4 separate regions of the Homo sapiens genome follow, and all the other regions are linked to region 4. A link is a loop called in an ENCODE intact Hi-C map of the cell type or tissue named here. Cell type or tissue: heart right ventricle. All regions are shown on one strand.

The links. Peaks named below come from ENCODE experiments on the same cell type or tissue, not always from the same donor. Only the 100,000 strongest peaks of a DNase experiment are listed, where the experiment ranks them.
Region 1: it touches region 4 in a loop (4-fold over the local background); 8 of 110 quality-filtered maps call a loop at or near these places.
Region 2: it touches region 4 in a loop (2.4-fold over the local background); 18 of 110 quality-filtered maps call a loop at or near these places.
Region 3: a loop joins it to region 4, with 4 times the contacts of the local background. A loop is called at or near these places in 34 of 110 quality-filtered maps.

The regions. Positions count from the first base shown.
Region 1 is chr16:73,170,754-73,175,753 of GRCh38, reverse strand. It overlaps a transcript of ZFHX3 not described here. Among named protein-coding and RNA genes, the nearest start is that of ZFHX3-AS3, 60 kb to the left of the region's middle. RefSeq lists enhancers at 3,437-4,286, 4,357-4,856, 4,857-5,000. In heart right ventricle, CTCF peaks have their summits at 2,643 and 2,842; DNase peaks (open chromatin) are centred at 2,066, 3,033 and 3,335; H3K4me3 peaks cover 843 bases; H3K27ac peaks cover 3,848 bases.
Region 2 is chr16:72,983,652-72,988,651 of GRCh38, reverse strand. The region is part of intron 1 of ZFHX3 (zinc finger homeobox 3); the gene reads left to right. Among named protein-coding and RNA genes, the nearest start is that of ZFHX3, 62 kb to the left of the region's middle. In heart right ventricle, no CTCF peak of the experiment used is centred here; DNase peaks (open chromatin) are centred at 2,481, 2,891 and 3,261; H3K4me3 peaks cover 555 bases; H3K27ac peaks cover 2,720 bases.
Region 3 is chr16:72,844,690-72,849,689 of GRCh38, reverse strand. The region is part of intron 4 of ZFHX3 (zinc finger homeobox 3); the gene reads left to right. Among named protein-coding and RNA genes, the nearest start is that of ZFHX3-AS1, 180 kb to the right of the region's middle. RefSeq lists a silencer at 2,317-2,376 and an enhancer at 3,779-4,278. In heart right ventricle, a CTCF peak has its summit at 2,375 (motif pointing right); DNase peaks (open chromatin) are centred at 529 and 829; H3K4me3 peaks cover 1,206 bases; H3K27ac peaks cover 3,172 bases.
Region 4 is chr16:72,937,104-72,942,103 of GRCh38, reverse strand. The region is part of intron 3 of ZFHX3 (zinc finger homeobox 3); the gene reads left to right. Among named protein-coding and RNA genes, the nearest start is that of ZFHX3, 110 kb to the left of the region's middle. RefSeq lists an enhancer at 2,960-3,254. In heart right ventricle, a CTCF peak has its summit at 2,683; DNase peaks (open chromatin) are centred at 2,643 and 3,093; H3K4me3 peaks cover 476 bases; H3K27ac peaks cover 3,524 bases.

The DNA.
Region 1 (5,000 bases), 230 kb before region 4:
ACATGTAAACTTGAACCCAAAGGATAAAAAAGAGCCAGCCATATAAAGGGGAAATGATAAGTGACAGAGGCTTTTGTGAGGTCTTGAAGCGGGAAAAGTCCTTGGCAAATTCAAAGAAGTAAACTGTTAATGGCACTTCCCTTTATCGAGCACCTATCATGGCCAGACCCTGGTCTAGATGTTTTGTGTGTGTTAATGCACTTACTCCTCCCAGCCCTCTGAGCAGGCGTTGTTACATCCTCACTCTACTGGTGATGAAAATGAGGCTAGTGTGGCTGGAACATAAAAGGTGAAGGGGAGATGGCTCAAGACCAAGTTGGAGAAGCAGGCAGGGGCCACCAGTGGTTTTTTTGTTTGTTTGTTTGTTTGTTTTGGAGACATAGTCTCTCTCTGTTGCCTAGGCTAGAGTGCAGTGGTGCAATCTCAGCTCACTGCAGCCTCCACCTCCTGGGTTCAAGTGATTCTCCTGCCTCAGCATCTCAAGTAGCTGGGATTACAGGCATGAGCCACTATGCCCAGCTAATTTTTTTAGTTTTAGTAGAGACAGGGTTTCACCATGTTGGCCAGGCTGGTCTCGAACTCCTGACCTCAAGTAATCCGCCCGCCTCAGCCTTCCAAAGTGCTGGAATTAGAGGTGTAAGCCACCACACCAGGCCAAGTGGGGTTTTCAGCAGGGAAATGGGCTTAATCTGATTTGGGTATTTGGTTGGTTGGTTGGTTGGTTTTGAGAGGGGGTCTTGCTCTGTCACCCAGGCTGGAGTGCAGTGGCGCTATCTCGGTTCACTGCAGCCTCCACCTCCCAGGTTCAAGCGTTTCTCCTGCCTCCCGAGTAGCTGGGATTGCAAGCATGTGCCGCCATGCCTGGCTAATTTTTTTTTTTTTTTTTTTTTGTATTTTTAGTAGAGACGGGGTTTTGCCATGTTGCCCAGGCTGGTCTTGAACTCCTGACCTCAAGTGATCCACCCACCTCGGCCTCCCAGAATGCTAGGATTATAGGCATAAGCCACTGTGCTCGGCCCTGATTTGGGTTTTTAAAGGATCCCTCTGGGTCGCTCATTGATGAGCGGACTGCAATGGGGCAGGAGAAGAGTGTGGGGACCATTTAGAAGGCATTACAGGTTTCCAGCAAGAGGAGATGTGACTGGGCCAGGAGGGTTACAGTGGAGGAGATGACAGGAAATGGTGGGTTGGAGGCAGGTTTTGGCTGTGTGGAGATTTGAGAGGCAGCCCAAGCAGTGAGGATGCAAAAAGAAAACACGTGAACTCAAACCTAATACCAGCCCCCTTCTACCACTAAAGACAGGGAAGAGAGAGAGTCGCGGAATAGATTCCTTGAAATTGGAAGAGTTTCAGGTATCTGACCAGGATCCTGCCTCGCTGTCAATATAAAACTTAAATGCCCGTTGCCTGCATGTTGCGGTTTGGCAGCCCTTATTCCTCCTTTTGTTGTTGTTGTTGTTGTTGTTGTTGTTGTTGTTGTTGTTGTTTTGTGTGAACACACACACCACCCATTCCTGATCCACTGAGGCCTTAGAAGGCATCAGCAAGTGAGGTTTCCTCCTGTGACCAGGAAGGTCTCCATGCAGAGAAGAGAGATCTGCTACCCAGAAACTGAAGTTAAGGAAAAAAAGGTGGCTCGCCTGGGGGAAACACGTCCAGTGAACCTCAAGCCGGTCATTAACTCTGCCCAAAGCCTTGAGGACGCTCACACACTTGGGAATTTTGGGAGCCCGGAAACTAACTGCAAAGTTTATTTTCAGAACAAGGCACAGAGAAGGAAGCAAAAGATAAACAGGGACCGAATGTTTTAATTATTTTACATGGTTCCACCCCAACACCATTCCCTAAATCTTAAAGGAATGAAGGTCCGAAGGGGTTTATGGGAGAGCATTTTATTCCTTCCCCTTTCTGCCATACAGGCTTGCAACTGCCCTGCGCCCCCACTTCTATAGCGTTCCCTTCATGGGAATGGCAGGGTATATCCGTGGCTATCTTGTGACTTTGGCCAAACCTGGGTGTCGGAGCCTGGTGAGTTTCCTGGGCGGTTGTGGTCGTTTCAGAACAGTAGCCACATGGGATGCTCTCCAGGGACCGCCTCTGAGTTGCATGGATACAGTTCTTCATCTGGGTTTTATAGGGAACAGGGGTCCTGACCTTGGAGTGCAAGAGAGCAGAGCATTGTTAGTAAACTGTCCGGGGAAGACTTTAAGAAAAAAGAATGAGGTGGAGGAAAGGGAAACTGGGAAGGGCCAAAGGAATCCAGATCCTTCATCACGTTCAGGCACAAGCAGACTCCCTGGGTGTGGCCTTCGGACTCGCAAAATCGACTCCAGATATCTTGGGGAGAGCGAGAAGAGAGGACAAATATGCCGGGGCGGGAGGGGCGGGGGGAAAATACCTGCTAATGCAATTAACTGCAAGTGGAAACGACAAGCCGTCGCCCACGGAAGATCTCAGAAAACACAGCTCGAAAAAGTACAAAAGTCCTTCAGTGTGAGGTAATGAGGCGCATCTAATTATATTTAAGAAAGAAACAGCAAGAACTGCTTTAAAAGCCTCCCCTCAGTCTTCCCCTCTCAAACCAGTATGGATCCAAAACCCAGAGACATCGTTGCTTCAGAGAAAGTGAGGAATTGAAGAGTGCATCACAGGAAACAAGGTTATTTTCCCAGAACTGAGAAAAACTATCACATAAGCCCTTCCCTGACTGTTCTCTTTTCCCCTCCCAAAAAAAAAAAAAAAAAACAAAAAAAAAAACAAAAAAACAGTCCCATCAGGAAACAGCAGGGGGAGAAAGAAAGAAAGAAAAAAAAAAAAAAAAACCACAGGCAGCCCCACCATGAGAAATCAAGGCAGTCGAAATGACATTTGACACCGCCAGGCCACAGCTGAAGAACAAGGGAAAAGTTTTAGGGCGACTGTCAATGACCCATGGTCCTTCACTCCTAACCTTGCTCCTAGCATATGTTTCTCATTTCCTTGCTTATAGCTGGTCCAAGCTAATGATATGTGTTTTGGCCGGGATCCCGTGCTTGGCATACAGCCGGTCTTGTTCTCATTGTCCGGGCTACTTACAGAAACCTCTTTCTCTGTCTCTTTCTCTCTCTCAAAAAACCGGCTTTAAAGAACAGTAAATATGCAAAACAGCCCCCACGCTCTATAGAGCTACCATCTTGAACACGGCCTACGCCATCCTCACACACCCCATCAATAAAGGCCTGAAGAGACTGCCCACAGGAGAGGGGTAAGTTCAACACAAAAGCAGTGGAAATTCAAACAAATTGGCCCATTAGAGTCTCACACGGCTATAAATACAGCTCGGCTGGGGCTATTTTGAGGGACGGTGGCATGGGAAAGTTCGGCCTGGAATCTTGAGTCTGTCAAAGGAGACGGATCTCTCCCAAGACATGGGAAGAACACGAAGCGCCTGGCGGGCAGGAGGAAGGAGGGCGTCGGAGCTGGTCAGTTTCAGGGCCAGATTACACGTGGATGGCAGAGACAAGGCCGGGCCTCGCCCCTGCACCCCGGGGCTGCCGGACTTGCTGTTGGAGGCTTGGGCTCGGGTGTCACTCAGAGTGTCCATAACCTCTCAAAAGGCCGAACATGCTCTTTTCCTCCTCAGGGATCAATGGACCATTTCACTCTTCCTGAAGGACCCGGCAGGCGGGTGGAGGAGGGGTGGGAAATGGAGTGGCTGGCGAGTCTGGGCAGGACCCGGTCTGCAGTCAGCATCTCTGGCGGACCCAAAAGGGAATTTTTTCCCATTTTTTTATTGATACATAATCATTGTGCATATTGATGGGGTAGGTGTGATATTTTGATATAATGTGTAATGATCAAATTAGGGTATTTAGGGTAGCCATCATCTCAAGCATTTAGTATTTCTTTGTGTTGGGAACAGTTGAGGAGGGCATTTTTGCCCATTCAACCCCAAAGGTTGACACCGGGTACGTGTATGTTACAAAATCAGGGGCACAGTAGCATGGATTTGAGGAAATGGGTCCCATAAACAAGAGTTAGTAAAATATGTAGGCAGAGAATATATATGCAGATGTCGAGAACTGCTTAACATTCCCCCTCAGGGTGTGTCAACAGATGGCAATTAACTGCTAACAGTTAGGAATCAGTAAACACAGAATACACAGACGCTTATGCATCGTGTACCTGCCTGCGCTGCAGGAACACAGATTCCCCTTTGCGGCTGTGAAATTGCAAGGAACGTCTGGGTTCACTCTGCCCGCCCCCCACCCCGCCCCCCCCGCCATTTTCTGTTCAGAAGGCACACCCAGGACAACTGTGGATTTACACATTCACTGTAGACCAAGCACTATCCAAGGCACAAGAGTCACACAGACAGAGCTCCTTCTGCCTGAGGCTTTCAGCCCAGTGGATGCATTTGATCGGTGCCTGACCCTACAGTTTCCTTGAAGATACCTCGGCATTTCCCCGGAACAGCCCAGTTTGTATCTATTATCCCAGAGTAATTATTAATAGCACTTCTTTTCACTCTCAAAAGCGTCCCAGTTTGGATGATAAATTATATGGCTACTCTATCTAGAATCCCTTTTTAAAAAGGGCTTTTTTGGGGGGATGAAATCTAATACACAGAGAAAAAAAGTGCAAAAATACAGCATCCTCTATTTGAGAGGCTCTTTGGAACTTGCTGAAGTCAAGAGAGGGTTCCCAAATGATGGAGAAAATGGCTTTAGCAGATTAAATTTTAATTAGTTCATAACAGGTTCCACCGCATTCTGGACTTGAATCCCTGCCGCACGCTGTCGCCGGTTCTGTAGTCCCAGACATTGTCGGCTCTGGATTTTCCACGGTGCGTCGGAAAACTCAAACTGACTGCCCTCTTCCACAAGCCTGGGGACAGCTGGGGCACATGAGGGCACTTGTCCCCATACAGCCTGGAGGGGAAGAGCCAATTCAGGTTTCCATGACAACACCCTTTCCTGAAAATCTCTGACTGACACTTCCTGGGGAGACAGGAAGTACAG
Region 2 (5,000 bases), 47 kb before region 4:
GAAAGACTGGGTGAACCCTGACCTGTTGCAGGGACCCAGTTAGTGCAATTGAATTCCAATCAGGATCACTTGGAAATGAATCCAGAAATCCGCGTTATTTGAAAAGAAGTGATTTAGAGCAGTGCAGAGGGAAGATTGTATATGGTGTGAGCTCAGAGGAAGGCTGGAGTGAATCCCTTAATCAGAAATGTTTGGCGGGTTCCAGCCTGCATATCGACCCCTCGATGGCCACAGCTTCCTGATCCAGTGGCTGGAGAAGGATCTTGGGTCCGTGTACCAGCTAAGCATGCACCCTTCAGTCAGCTGCAGGAAAGGTGGGAGCGGGAAGAGTAGCTCCGGGACTGGCTGGCTGTTCCCTGCCCTAGACTGTGCTTATGAGCCTTTCAGGTTTTGAGAACTTGACTTTGGAAAGCTTCTAAATTTGTTCCTAGTGGGTTGATGTATTTTGTGGAGGTCAAATTAGAGCTAATGGCCTTAATGGTTTACAGTGCTCCTAAATGGTTCTTAGCACTTATGCAGGCTCGACTGGCCCTGTTGGGCGGGTTTCCAAGTGTGGACCATATTGTTCTTAGGGTATGTTTTTTGCTGAAGTTATTGTTGGGAGGACAGATATGTGCAAGTGAGGTTAAAAGGTAACAGCAGAATTAGCCACATATAATATTAAACTTTCTTTTGGTATCAAATCCAGGGAGGTGTTTGTTAACATGGGCCCCGTGAGCATATGTGAATGAATAGGGCGTCCAGCTTGGAGTTCAGTAGGTGGCGTTTGTCTGTCCTTTGCCACTTTGCCTAGGAGCAGGTGATTCATGAAAGGCAGTCCTAGGGAAGCCTCAGATTCCCTCCGGCCATTCCTGGTTGCCAAATAGTTCCTCTAAGAGCAGGTAGCCAGGTTAAAGGAATCCCTGGTGCATCCCTTCCAGCCATGCTGTGGTATCCATGAGTTCATGGCAAGGTCTTTGGCAAACGAATGATACTCTACATAAAACTGGCTCCAGTGTTCTGATTTCTGTGTGTTTGGGAGTAGGTGGGGCAGAACCAGATGTCTATAAAGGAGCTGCATGTCTGTACTGGTCCACACCATTGAAGCATACATGTGTACACAGGCACAGTGTGGGGGCAATGACCTCCCAGAGCTGCTGGTTGCAGCTGAATGGGAAGAAAATAGGGCAGGTAGAGGTCCCTCTACCTAAACTGAGGTGGCAGTGGCAACGGAGACCAGGAGCACTGGTGAATGATTTCTCCATGCTTTGATCGGGGAGGGTGGGAGGTGGAAGCAGCCTCCACATCATCTTACTTTGGCCTGTCAGCTCTCAAAGTGGTGTCCCTTCAATTGCAAATGTTGTTTTGAAGGCCTAGTGCTGTAGAAGTCTATTACAGGTAAAATATTCTTAGCTGCTATGAGAGTTGAGTGAGGGATGGGTGCTTGCCTTCTAGCTGCTGATGGAATGACTACTGAATTCTCCTTAAAACTTGAGTTCTTTGTTTTGTGTTGAGACAGGATCTCACTTTGTTGCCCAGGCTGGCGTGTAGTGGCTGGATCACAGCTCCCACAACTCACTGCAGCCTCAGCCTCCTGGACTCTGGTGATTCTCCCACCTCAGTCTCCCGAGTAACTGGGGCTACAGGTGCTCGCCACCACACCTTGCTAATTTTTGTGTTTTTCGTAGAGGTGGGGTTTTGTTTTCGTCGTGTTACCCAGGCTGATCTCAAACTCCTGGGCTCAAGCGGTCTGTCTGACTCGGCCTCCAAAAGTTCTGGAATTACAGGTATGAGCCACTGCACCTGGCTGGGTTCTATGTTTTTTCCATTTCACACTCTGAAAACACACCTTCGGTATATTTGCAGAGCCCTGAAGTCCTGGGGCTGCCATCCTTAATCGCAGGACCCAGTGGCTTTCCCCTAAGAGGTCCGAAGAACATGATTATACTACCTGCGAGATGCCTACTTATATTGAAAAATATGTCTGCATTGCAGTTCCTCTTGAACATGAGGTGACAGCATTGGAGACGGTGCCGATAATTCAATAACTTGCGTCTCGAGGAAAACGGTGGTGTCTGTGACCAAGAAGGAGTTAATTTCCACTGCTAATAAAAACTAAATGGGTGCCTTGGGCATGATAGAACTTGGGACCCAAGCCCAGTTCAGCAGCCCAAGTCACAGTTGAGTAGTGTTGGCGGAAATGCATTCTACAATCAGCATTTGACCATGTTCAGTTAGCTTCATGGCCACCAAGTTCTCCAGAGAAGTTTTAATTACAAACCAAGGTGGTGTGGTTTCTTAAATGTGTTAGAACAAATGGATGTCAGCCCAAGGAGCCCTGAGCAGCCCCCCTCCATCGATAAAACCCCATAATTATCACATGGCGGGTCCTAAGGAGGAAATCTGAAGGCCCTGAGTGGCTGTCGGCTGTGCTTCCGTCCTCCCCTTCCTGAAGTTGGGGGCAGGGTGAGGGTGGAGAAGGACAGTCTGTTCTTTAGAGAATCTGAGAGTGAAGCTCCACCCAGGACGGGCCATGGAGTGCCTGTCCCTGGGAAGAACATGTTAACCGCCCAGGGGTGAGGCCTGCTTTTTGGGAGTGGGAGATTGTGGGGAGTTGGCGGGGTGGGGGGTGGTTAAAAATGGAAGACCTTGAAATGGCAAATCTTTATTAGTTTTGTAAACAGCTTTAGGAAGCGCTGGGAGCATCTTGCAGGGACCCTGCAATTATCATAATAAACAGTTTTATCATCTGCTTGGCAATCAATATTGTGGCTTACACTGCTTTAGTATCTCAGTGGTATTGATTACCTTAACAACTGTGCTGCGGTCAGCTTCCATTAACCCCTGCTCTGCCGGCAGAGCCTGTGCCTTCCCTGGTTGGGCGGAAGACTGCTCTGGTCACAGCCCAAGCAAGTGCCAGAATGTGACAGCTGCTAGTGAGTTCAACACAGCTTGTATCTGAGAGCGTCCAGGAGAAGGGAGGGTTTTAACCAGGGAATCTGGAAGCCAGTACAACTTTTTAAAGGCGTCTTTTTGTGTGTGTGGAGACAGTGTATTAAAACAATTATAGCAGTGGGATTTCAACTATGACTCAGGAATTTGAATCTCAAGAGCGAAAATTCCATTTCTTCCCTGCCTTGAGTCTGTCCAGTCCAATGTTGTTCTCAGCTCTGCCTCGCCCTCCCTGGGGAAAAATTGACGTGTGTAGAATTTAATTGAGGACACCCTTATGCAACTGGCTTTCCTGGGACTCCCCTCACATTTGTTTTGTGATCCACATTTGACTTTTACAGAGAAACCACTTATTTGGGGACATCTAGTTCTAGGATTCAGGTTCCCCTGGATGTCTGGAGTTACATAGTTGATCATAAGATGACAGAATGCTGGAGAGAGATGTCGGTGGCGCCTGAGATGATATCAGCCTCACTGGATAGCCCATCTCTGGTGTGGTTCATGTTTACGTTCCCCTTTTCTCCTGATGAGAAGGTGACAAGGACAGTTTAGGAGAGCAGCTGGAGTCCAGTCTCCAGACAAAGCCAGTAGGCAGACCCCATCATTTCGAGATTACGTAGTATTAAGTGACGTTTCTCAGAAACTTGGGACAAGATCTTGCCTGTGGGGGCGTGTTGGTGTTCGTAGTGGTGGTGGTAGGGGTACGTGTGTGTTGGCTTTGTTTTTTTCCTCTTTTAATTGCTCTATTTTGTTTTAAATATGAGAGATGTATGTGTATATGTGTATAGGTATATATGCATATTTATATAAATATATCCATATGTATACTATATACATGTACATGTATACATACATATGTAAACATGTAATGCATATAAATTTTATATGTATAAATTCTGTTGAGGCCTGGGGTGAGCTTGCACACGATAGTGAGGTTTAGCCCCTTCGCCCCAGCCTTATTGAAGACCATCACGGGGTCCTCAACATTGCAGACCCAGCAACACAGGTGCTGTTCAACCTAAGGGACATTGACCTATAACATTGACCTCTAAGCCATCTACCACATCTCCTCAGTGAATTTTTTTTTTTTTTTTTGAGTCAGAGTCTTGCTCTTTGGCCCAGGCAGGAGTGGAGTGGTGTGATCGTGGCTCCTTGCAGCCTCAACCTCTTGAGCTCAAGTGATCTTCACACCTCAGCCTCCCAAGTAGCTGGATTCACAGGCGTGCACCACCATGTCTGGCTAATTTTTAAGGATTTATAGAGACGAGGTCGCACTGTGTTGCCCAGGCTGGTCTCAAACTTCTGGGCTCAAGTGATCCTCCCACCTCAGCCTCCCAGAGTACTGGGATTATAGGCATGAGCCACTGCACCTGGCCTCACCAGTGAATTTTTCAAGTTTGTGAACACAAGTTTCATGGAGTCACTGGGGAATGGAGGAGGAAGAGGCAGTAGATAGACTAGGAGGAAGGTTGAATCAGGGCAGCTGCCACCTTCCTGACTGTCTTGCCAGGCTGCAGCCTGTGGCTTGCTTATTCCTCTTTGCTGCCTGAGAGGAGCCAGGAGTGAAACTATCAGATGGGGAGGAAGCCAGCAGACAGGTTATTCAGATAAGGGCTGAGGCCTGTGCTTGAAGGAGCGTGAGCAGGTATAGGCAAGAAGGCTGCAGGTGTATGAGATTCCCACCCATGGGATTTAAGCCCCAGCTGGTCAAGGGTTCATGCAAAACAGGGTCAGGAAGCCAGGCCATAGAGAGCCAACAGCAAGATGGAAGGTTCTGGACTATAACTGGTGGGGCCGGGGGGTAATGGCAAGATATGACTTTAGTATCAGACCACAGGCTTACTGAGCAGGGCCTTACCCTGTACCCACACTTGGCAGTGGGTAGTTAGACCTGTGCTGGTGAGGGAAGGGCTCCAAGGACAGATGGTAGGAATGGTGTTTGACATGTGGTTGGAGAGTTGCATGGAGCAATGGCTTAAGCAGCCTTTCTCTCTCTCTCTCTTTTTTTTTTTCTGAGACAAGATCTTGATCTGTCACCCAGGCTGGAGTGCAGGGGCACGTTCATAGCT
Region 3 (5,000 bases), 92 kb after region 4:
GCTTGTTACATCCGCCATTGGTTAGGAGGCCAGCTAACAAGTCCGCTGATCAATGGCACCAATAAAGATTTCATCCATTAATGAGGAACGTGGTAATTAATGTTATCCATAAACCTATTAGCCTGGCTAGCTAATGCACTGGTTAGTGCCATGAGTGGCAGTGTGGAAAGTGGGCAGGGCATGGGTTGGGACTTAGGCAGGATCGTGGGCACCATCTTGGCAGGATCGTGGCCTCATCTTCAGGCAGGTTTATTCCAAACGTAAGCACATTTCAACCTCCTGGCAGAGAGAGAAGTCAGGCTGAGCCGGCTGGGCCCCAGGCTGGAGTATGGCTGAGCCCTGCTTTTGTCCCCCTACCTGCTGGGAGGAGACCAAGCCACGTTTTTCTCTTGCAGCTCCTCTGGCTGCAGAGCTTTCCCACGCAAGTCTCTCAGGGGCTGTTAGGGGCGTAAATGGAATGACTGAGTTCCCGGGTCATTCCAGTCCCAGCTGGGCACACTGTCCCCAGGGACACTCTCCGTCAGTGGCTCACACGCACTGCCCTGTGCTCCTGGAGGGCGGGCGTTGGCCTCTTCTGGGAACCATGAGTGAGTGGTAAAGTAATTAACATCCCCCACCCCCGGGCTTCATTAGGAAGAAAAATTTTGCTAGACGAAAGAAAGAAGGAGAAACAGATGATTTGAAGCTGTGCCTTTTTCCTTCCCCCCTGGTTTTTTGAAATGACATCAGTGGGTTGTTTGCCAAGCATAACCTGGCAGCCCGGCGCTCTGCCTGCCTGCCTGAGATTTCTGGGGACCGTGCAGCTCGCCAGCTCCAGCCGTGGCAGCATGCCAAGGTGACGTTCCGTGACTAAGCAGAAACGAGGGAAAGGGAAAGAGGGAGGAAGAAGGTATGTGTGGTTGGGGAGCTGGGGGAGAGAGTGGTCCTGGGTCTGGGCGTGGCATGGGGAGATGAGGAGGCATGTCTGGGGGCATCTGATCAGGAGGGCGGGCAAGAGGGGCAGGCACTGGCAGGCCAGGAGGTGTTCCAGTGGCATAGGGGGTGGGAGGGGGGGCACAGGGTGATGGCCGCAGACCCAGCCTGGGAGGCCGCCGAAGGGGTCTGACTTAGGAGGGAACCAAATGAGCCACAGTGAAGGTGACAGCCCAGAGGGCCTGGAACTGTTGAGGAGGAGGCTTAGGAAGCTTTTATCAGCATCAGGCCTGATACTCCACAGCGGAGTTTCCTTTGCATTGTTAGGTATTGACCCTCAGAGACCCCTTGTGGATTCCCTAATTGAAAATTAATACTAGATCAATGCCATGGGCAATTTGCATATTGATCATAAACAACTTTGAAGGCACCGAGTGTGCGGCAGATCAATAGGGCTCGTGAATAGGCTGCAGAGGGAGCACCTCCCAGTACAATGCGCTCCGAGAAAGGTTAATGATTTAGGAAGTTCCTAACTGCTTAGCGCAGGGAACAGCCCCCACACCACACAGCATCCCCAAGAGCAATTAGTGCCAGGCCTGAGCGCCTGCCCTCCATTCCCCCTCAGCACCCCCATCCCCAGGAGCGGAGGGAGGGCCACTGTGCTGGTGTGAGGCAAGGGGCTGGCGACCTGTGTTTTTACAGTTGCCTTTTTTGGTGATGGATGAAGTCTTGGGGCAGTTTATTCTGGGAAGCTACTGTAAAAGGCAGCAGCTAAGTTCAGGCTCCAATCATTGTCCTGACCCCTTCCCCAAAACACAGTTCTCCTGATGATGTGAATGGAATGAGATGGAGGAGGGGAGGAGCCTGGCTGCACCCAGCCTCCTCCCCCTCGGGCTTCAGATCAATGTGGAACCTACATTAACGTTTGCTTTAAGCCGTGATGGGTTTGGCCCTGGTTTGCTTCCTGTTCCATTCAGCTCTCATCTTTGGGCTTTTATGTCTTCGCCCATCGCTTACTCTCCCCTGCTTTGCGTCTGCTTGTTTTTGCTCTGGCTTTAGGCCTTGCCTTTTGGGGTGTCCCTGTTGGGTCCCCAGCAAGCCTGGAAAGGAATTCACTCCTCTGGGGAGATTCCCTTTACCTGCCACCCCTCCCCTTCTTTATCCTGGCCTCCATCCATCCCCTCTTTTCCCTTGGCTGCGGAAGCTGTGTGTGGATCAGCTGCCCTGGGGGTGCTCCGGGCTCACTTCTTAACATTGCAGCAAAACCTGGAACACTCCGGGGCCTGACCACTGAGTTTCTTGGAGCTCCCAGGGTACCAAGAGATGGCTGGTCCTAGGTTCAGGGCCAGATGCAGCCTGCAGAACTAATGCTGCCTGCCTGCACCTAGCTGCCTTGCTCCAGCCCTGAGACTGCAGGGTGGTGGCACCAGTAGCAGAGAGGTCTGCGTGTCACTAGGGGGAGACACGTCTTAGGTAGTGCTGAGTTGAGCAGACTTTCTTCTACAACAGCCAATTTGAGAAAAATAAAGTCCCCCCTTCATCCTCAATACCAAATTCATTTTGTACTAGGAAGTGCTAGCTTAAAATAGCCCTGCCGAGGTCACATAGTTTTCTATGGCTTTTAAATTTACAAAGTCCACTGAAATACATTTAGGTGCAGGGACAATGCATTTCCATAGAAGGGACATGCAGAACAGTCAGTAACTAATTTCTGCATTTGCACCGCAGTAACTAATTTCTGCATTTGCCATTCTGAGCCTTGAGTCCTTCACCCCAGTCTTGGTGCTGCCCTGTCCTCTTCTCAGGGAGAGGCTTCAGAGCACGATGGTCAGATGGGTCCTTTGGTTTATGGGCGTCCAGACTGTCCAAGTGCTGCAGCACCGCCCATGGCAAAGGATAGCCACTGGTCCGCTTCCCCTCTTTGTGTTTCTTCACCGTGAGGCCAGCTCTACCCCCACCCCTGCCAGCCCCCAGTAAATGGAAAGGTTCAAAGAGATTTTATCTGTATCTGCAGCCACATCCGTATCTGCACTGATATATTGCACATGCATGTTTAGGGAAAGACAGGAGTTTTTCTACTGGAAATCCCTGCCGGGGCCACCAGCTAAAGCCGTGCAGGTTGTCCCCCACACAAACAGTTCTCTGCTAAGGGGGATGCATAAAGACTGCAGTCCATCCCAGACACTACCTTACCCAGCAGAGGGAGTGGTGGGTCTCAGGACCATATGTGCCCAGAGGAAGAGGTGCTGGAGGAGCACCTTGTTCTGACTTTCTCAAAGGTACCTTTCATGCTCACAGTGCCCGTGGCCTGCAGTGGGTAGCAAGGCCTACAGGATGCTGCCCAAGACCTCTCTGAGCTTATCCCCTGCCTTGTCCCTTCTCTCCCTGCTTAGCGCTCAGCGCTCTTCCAGCAGGCCAGCCCTCCTTCTGTGCCCTGGGTCTTTGCACGTGCCATGCCTCTGCCATGTGAGCCTCCTGTGGCTCACACTCTCACTTCTTCCAGGTCTGTGTGCAAATGCCACCCTCTCTGAGCTTCCCATGTTAAGGAACTCCCTGGATTCCTTTTTCTACTTTATCGTTGACCCTTAGCAGCCTCTGACTTAGAATATGCTCACTTACTGAGCTGCTTACTGTGTTTTACTCTCCCCACTCCTTCCTGCCCCTGCCCCATGAGAGCAGGGGCTTTCCTGTTGTGTTCACAGCCGTGTTGTCAATGCCTGGGGTAGGTGCCACATGGATATGTGATGGGTGGGCGGATGGATGGACAGACAGCACAAGCACAAGTGTGTGTTCTCCTGTGAAGGCCACCATGGTTGGTGCCTCTAGAGGTAGCCATTAAGCATATGGTCCTTGGCATCAGCTGTCACCTCCTAGCTATGTGACCTTCACCAGTAATTTAACCTCTCTGAGCCTCATCTGTGAAATGAGAGTCCTAATACTATCTACTTCAGCTGAGTGATGATTGTGTTGCTATTGTTAGATACTTGCTAATGACTTAAGCCAATGGAGGCTTTCCAGGCGCGTGGTATTGGTTTTTGTGATCAGGCTCTTGGTGGTGAAGGGGTCTACACAGGCAGGAGAAAGGGAAAGTCGTCAGTGTTTTGTACTGATTGGTCTGGGTCACAGATGCTTTGCGGTCAGAACATTTGGGATTGGGGCAAAGAAGATGGCAGCCAGAACACAGGCTCCTGGGGCAGGACGGGGGTGCCGTGACACAGAGCGTGGGAGCACGTGGCGTGGGGCAGTGATGTGAGTTGGGGGCGGAGAGCCCACGCAGGCCTGGTTCAGGGCCGGGCGTGGCTGCAGCCCTGCCAGCCCAGCGGGCAGGTGCCGGGATGTCCCTGTGCATGCGATGACTTCATTATGGAGCCTTTCATTGACTTGGCTGCACTGTGCTGATGAACTGAGACTGGGGACAAGAGCACATAATTGAGGGAAATAAATTCCCATCACAGGCCGGGCTGCAGCCAGGAGTGTGCGTCCTCTAGGCGTGTGTGTGGTGGCAGGGGGAGGGGGTTCCAGTGTTTTCTCAGGTGCATCTCCCCTTCTTTCCTTCCCTTCCAGACCTTCACAAGCACTGGGCGCAGGGGGAGGAAGAAGTGTGCCTCATCTCCGCAGTGCTGCCTCTGTTTCCCCCGCTTGGAGCTGCTTTTCCAGAAGCAAGCCTCTGGTGTCCGCACCTTGCCCTCTTTTCCGCCACACGGAGGAGCAGGAACCTGCCGGGGCCTCCCTCGTTCCCCTCATGCACCTGTTCATTCTCTCATTCATTCCATTTCCCTTTGTTTGTTCACCTTCAGTTCTGTCTGTGCTCTCGGCTTAGCTCTCTATGAAGGCAGGGAAGGGGAGCACTGTTACTACAGGACTTAATTGAAATAGCATTTCATTCATCTCGGAAATGAGGAAGGGGAGGGGGCGGGGCAGGGTTTTCGGGGCAGTCTACTTGCCTCTCATTCGACACAGAGCCAGGCCTGAAGATACCAATGCCACAAATGCATAGCAAGATCTTAAGAATTTAGGAACCAGAGTCATTTGCATAAAACTAAACCAAAAACCGCACAACCAGCCACATGGTTTAACGACCTCTAAGC
Region 4 (5,000 bases):
GAAATCATAAGGGAACAATTAGGCATTGTCAGGAACATAGTCAGGAAAAGGCAAGAGTTTTTAAATAATTATATGATCCACCTGAACCATGTACTTTATTCTGTTTTACACATCAGTTGAAACTGTAAATACTAGTAAGTGTAGGGTGGGAAAGGCTGTTACTATGAAAACCATTTCGGTAGTATTGAGTAAGTATATATTTAATACTTAACAGAAATTGATTTTTAGCACTTACAGCAGCCGGGATGTAGAATGAAAGTTAAAATTTTCTAATGGCAGAAAATCTGTCACTCATAGAAATACTGGCGACTGTAGAAACTAGCAACATTAGGGTGGTGACTTGGGATGGTGTTGGCAAATACAGCAAAGAAAACTGTGGAATTCTCAGTGATGTGAATTTCATTCTTTTTCTTTGTATAAAAAGAAATTTATATGACATTAAAAAAAAATAGAAACAGGGTCTCACTATGTTGCCCAGGCTGGTCTCAAACTCCTGGGCTCAAGTGGTCCTCCTACCTTGGCCTCCAAACGTAAATTTCAGATAAGCAACAATGATGTTTTGTGTAAGTGTATCTCATAAATTATACTTACACTTACCTGAAATTCACATTTAACTGGGCATCCCGTGTTTTGTTTAGCAGCTCTACCTCTGGATAGCCTAGAAATTTGTTCATAATGACCTGCCAGCAGGCTCTATAGAAGTGTAAAGAGAGCTATGTGGCTTCCTTGTTTGTGAAACCCGTTTTCTTCCAGTGGTTCCCAACAAAAGAAATTTACAAATGCCTCTAATGATGATATCCAGTTTTTGTTATTTATAGAAAAGTGTCCTATCCAATATTCACATTTTGTGTGTTAAGTAAAATGCTTTCCTATAAAGAAATCTGAAATTTTCTCTAGAGCTGTTTGTTCAAACTTACTTTTCAGTCATTTTTTTCATGAGTCCCTTTTATTGAAATGCCTTTGCGTCACACAGTGGACATCAGGAGGCCTGGTTCGGTCACCAGCAACTTGGCCAGATGTTGAAGCTGCCCCTGGTTCACTCCAGGCCTTCTTGGTCTCCTCCTGCACTGGTTACTTATATGTAGACCATGAAAATTCACAGCACGTGAGCATTGCTCACAGTGCGTGGGAGACCCTGTGTGCCTATGGTGTATAGGTCGCTAATAGGGAATGCAGAGAGTAGGTTTAAATTGGGACTAATCATCAAGAATGATTAGGAGATGTTCTCTAGGGTCCCCCTCCTGGTTCTGTAAAAGGCAAACTAGTTAGAAGGTTAGAAATGTTTATCTACTGATAGTGTTTGGTTTGTAACCTGTTAATGAGTGGAGCATGTTCCCGGACTCAGGATGAGAGCCTCCAAAGCATAGCCAGTCTCTTAGGTCAACAGTGATACCCACATTGCCTTGGCAGGGCCGGCCTGTGCACTGGGGTTGCTGAAGGGGTTTACACCCACCTGCTGTTCCTTTTGAGTCTCTCTTCCTGTCTTCTGTCGCTGGCAGTATGCTCTTCCTGGAGGATGACTGGACCTTTCTAACCCCTTCTGAGCTGACCTCTGTGGAGTTTTCTTGGTGGCACGTGTCACACCGGGGCATCCGTGTCTTCCTGCTGCCCCTCAGAATGAGACAGAAGTCTGGGTTCTGGGTGGAAGGCATCCTTGCATTGGCTACCCTGACTTCTTCTCCTCCCATGGGTTCAGACCCCAGCCCTCAGGACCCAAGAGGCACAGGATTTCCCAGATTTCCCTGTGCAGCTTCTGGGAGACTGAAATCACTGGGAAGGGGTCTTCGTTCCCTGGGTCAACAACATTTGTGGAGTACTGATTTTGTGCTGGCCATTGAAGTAGGATTTTGTACAGACTCAGGCTCACGAATGTGTAATGTGTTACTAAAAAACTTGTTTGGGGCCATGGCTCACACCTGTAAACTCAACACAGGGAGGCTGAGGCAGGAGAACCACTTGAGCCCGGGAGTTCAAGACCAGCCTGGGCAACATAAACAGACCCTGTCTCTATAAAAAAATTTAAAAAATTAGCCAGGTGTGGCGGCACACACCTCTGGTCCTAGCTGCAGTGGGGACTGAGGTGGGAGGATCAGCTGAGCCTGAGAGTTCAAGACCAGCCTGGGCAACATAGCCAGACCTCATCTCTACAAAAAATAAAAAAATTATCAGGGTGTGGTGGTGCTTATAGTCCCAGCTACATGAGAGGGCTGCGGTGGGAGGATTGCTTGAGCCGAGGAGGTCAAGGCTGCAGTGAGCCATGATCACAGCACTGCACACAACCTCTGCCTCCCGGGTTCAAGTGATTCTCCTGCCTCAGCCTCCCAAGTAGCTGGGATTACAGGCGCCTGCCACCATACCCGGCTAATTTTTGTGTTTTTAGTAGAGACAGGGTTTCACCGTGTTGGCCAGGCTGGTCTCGAACTCCTGACCTCAAGTGATCCGCCCACTTGGGCCTCCCAAAGTGCTGGGATTACAGGCCTGAGCCACTGCACCCAGCCTGTATCTATGGGCCTTCGGGACAATGAGAATGATAATGTCGGGGTTTGGTGTTTGCTCCCAGACCCCTTTTGCCCTTGGGAGCGAGTCTGTGTCACTGCAGTGGTCCTGCAGATGCCTGTTGGCGCTACTGAAGATCTGGGAGGAGCTCCGATTGTGTTTATGGCAGGGAGTGTCTTAGCAGAGTGGCTCCATCTAGCTTTAGAACATGTCTTGCTGGTTTCGAACAGGGCTTGTTTGATTTGAATGTTTCATGTTCCAGATTCTTTACGAACTGCTCATTGTCGCAGGCCCAGGAAGGTTCTCTGAGCAGCATCGGATGTTTTTGCTCTGTGGAGGGTACTCTGTGCCTCGAGATGGGGGTGGGGGAGATCAAAGGTAACCCCACTGGCTCGTCCCCAGCTGAGGAGTCCCCTGCTCCAAGATGGTTTTCACTGTGGTCCTCCCATAGCTCCTGTGCCTTTGTCTTCTATACTTCCCCTCTACCGCCATGTCTCTTGTTTTCTAAAATAATTATAGATAGAGAAGCATGGGGAATATTCCTCGGCTCCTCTAGTGAGCCAGGCCAAGTGGCGCGGGTCCCAGGGCTATGTGTCCTAGACATGAGTCAGCAAGTGTGACTCCGAAGCCAGCTGTGCTTGAGGAAGCACTGTGGGGAGTGATTTGGCTGGAGACTTCTGTTTGTGCGTGGTTGTTCACTTTCTGGTTCTCAGATTAGGCTCTGACCATTTTCATTATTAATTTTTTTTTGCCCAGACTGGGTTCACATTAGTGATGGCTGCAGCTGTCAGCGGAGGAAGACCAAACAACTCCTCCAGGGACAAGAGCTCTGACCTCTGTCCCGTCTCTTTGTGTCCAACTCGGAATCCATACTCGGCTCTCTTCACCTCCAGGGTCTTGCCGCCCTAATTCATGTCTCTGAGTGTTTAGTGCTTTGGGGTTATCCAAAACTCATGCCTTGGGGGCGTGCCGATTTGCTCTGAGGTGGTGAGTTCTCGAGTGACACCTCTGTGGATGGCTATTCCTCCCTGATGTTCTAGCTAGCTTCCCGAGGGACCCACCAAATTCTCCAGAAACTCCCTCTCCCTTCCCGCTGCCTCCCGCAAACACATTCGGACGCCTGTCTTCTTTTCCTGGCCTGTGCTTTCTTCCTCTTGGAGTGTGGCATTTGGAATCAAGTCACCTGGGGAGATTTCAGACAACAGCCACAAAGCCCAGCTCCGCTGAGGGGAGACTAATTACACAGCTAATTAATCCAACAGATGTCATTTTAAGTGCTCATTTCTGTGTGATTTGGTTACACACGCCCTGCGTTGCTGAGATGGGCACGGGGCCCTGTTGGAAAGTATCTTTTATTTTTTAATCAGACTTTAAGGAAGAGCATATTTCCTGTCCATCTTTTATGCTCTAGTGACATATCCCTGGTTTTCCAGAACTGTCTCTCCAGCTGCTGTACCCACACACGGCATCTCTGCCCCACACGGGTGTCACACTGTTTGGCACCACGCTGGTCTCTGCGTCATGTGCTAGGTGGTTTCACCAACTGGTTCGTAAACCTCTTGAGGACCTGGATTGCCTTCAGTTTTGTGAGTTTCTCAAGAATGCAGCACAAGTAGACATCAGCAGGTGGTTATCCGTTTCTCTCCATTTACTCTCTTGTCTTTACTGACAGCAAGTTTCTTTGCAAGAAAAGTAGCTGAGGAGTGTCTGAAAGGTGTTGTTTTACAAGTGGAGGGTTAAGAAGTATAGGACACCAGTGATTGTTGGAAAACTGAAAAAGTCGTGCATAGGACAAACAAACCAAAAAAAGGCTCTTGGAGGCAGAGGAGGAAGGTCAGGAAGTGAGAGGAGATGGTGTTTTCCTTCCTTCCCTCTGCAGTGGTAGAAGTGGAACAGAGAGGATGGAAAGGTACTGCCTTCTGCAGGTGGCGTGGGAGCAGCTGCGGGGTGTAGCATGGCGGTGGCCCTGAAGCTGGCAGCCTGTACTCATGGAAGTCACCTGGTCCTCCATGGGGGCTGGCACCCAAGGCCCAAGGCCGCATTGCCCAGCAACCCCTCACTCTGAATCATGCCCACTCTGGGAGTTGACTCACCATGTCCCCTCCCAGTTGCTGGATCCAGAAGTGACACTTTTCACCACTAGTAGGACAGGTCGCCAGTGGTTTCTGTGTTGCTGACTCTGTCGGCTGTGTCCTAATTCGCCGGACCTTTCAGCCGCCTTTGCCACTCTTGCCCTTTGTCTATCTCTGTTGGCTTCTCTTCTGTGACTTCACGATGAGTGTTATTATGCCCCCAGGCTTGTCCCAGAGCCCCTTCTTTTTTCTGTCTGTAACTCTCCCTAAGTATCTCATTCAGTCCAGTGGTTTTAAACCCCATCTACTTTCTGATGACATCTGAATCTGTCCCTAGCCTAGGCCTCTTCCTGTATCCAGCTCCCCACCTGGCATTTGCATTCGAATGTCTGAGAATGAACTCCGCAGGCTTAGCATGGTGCAGAAAGGACT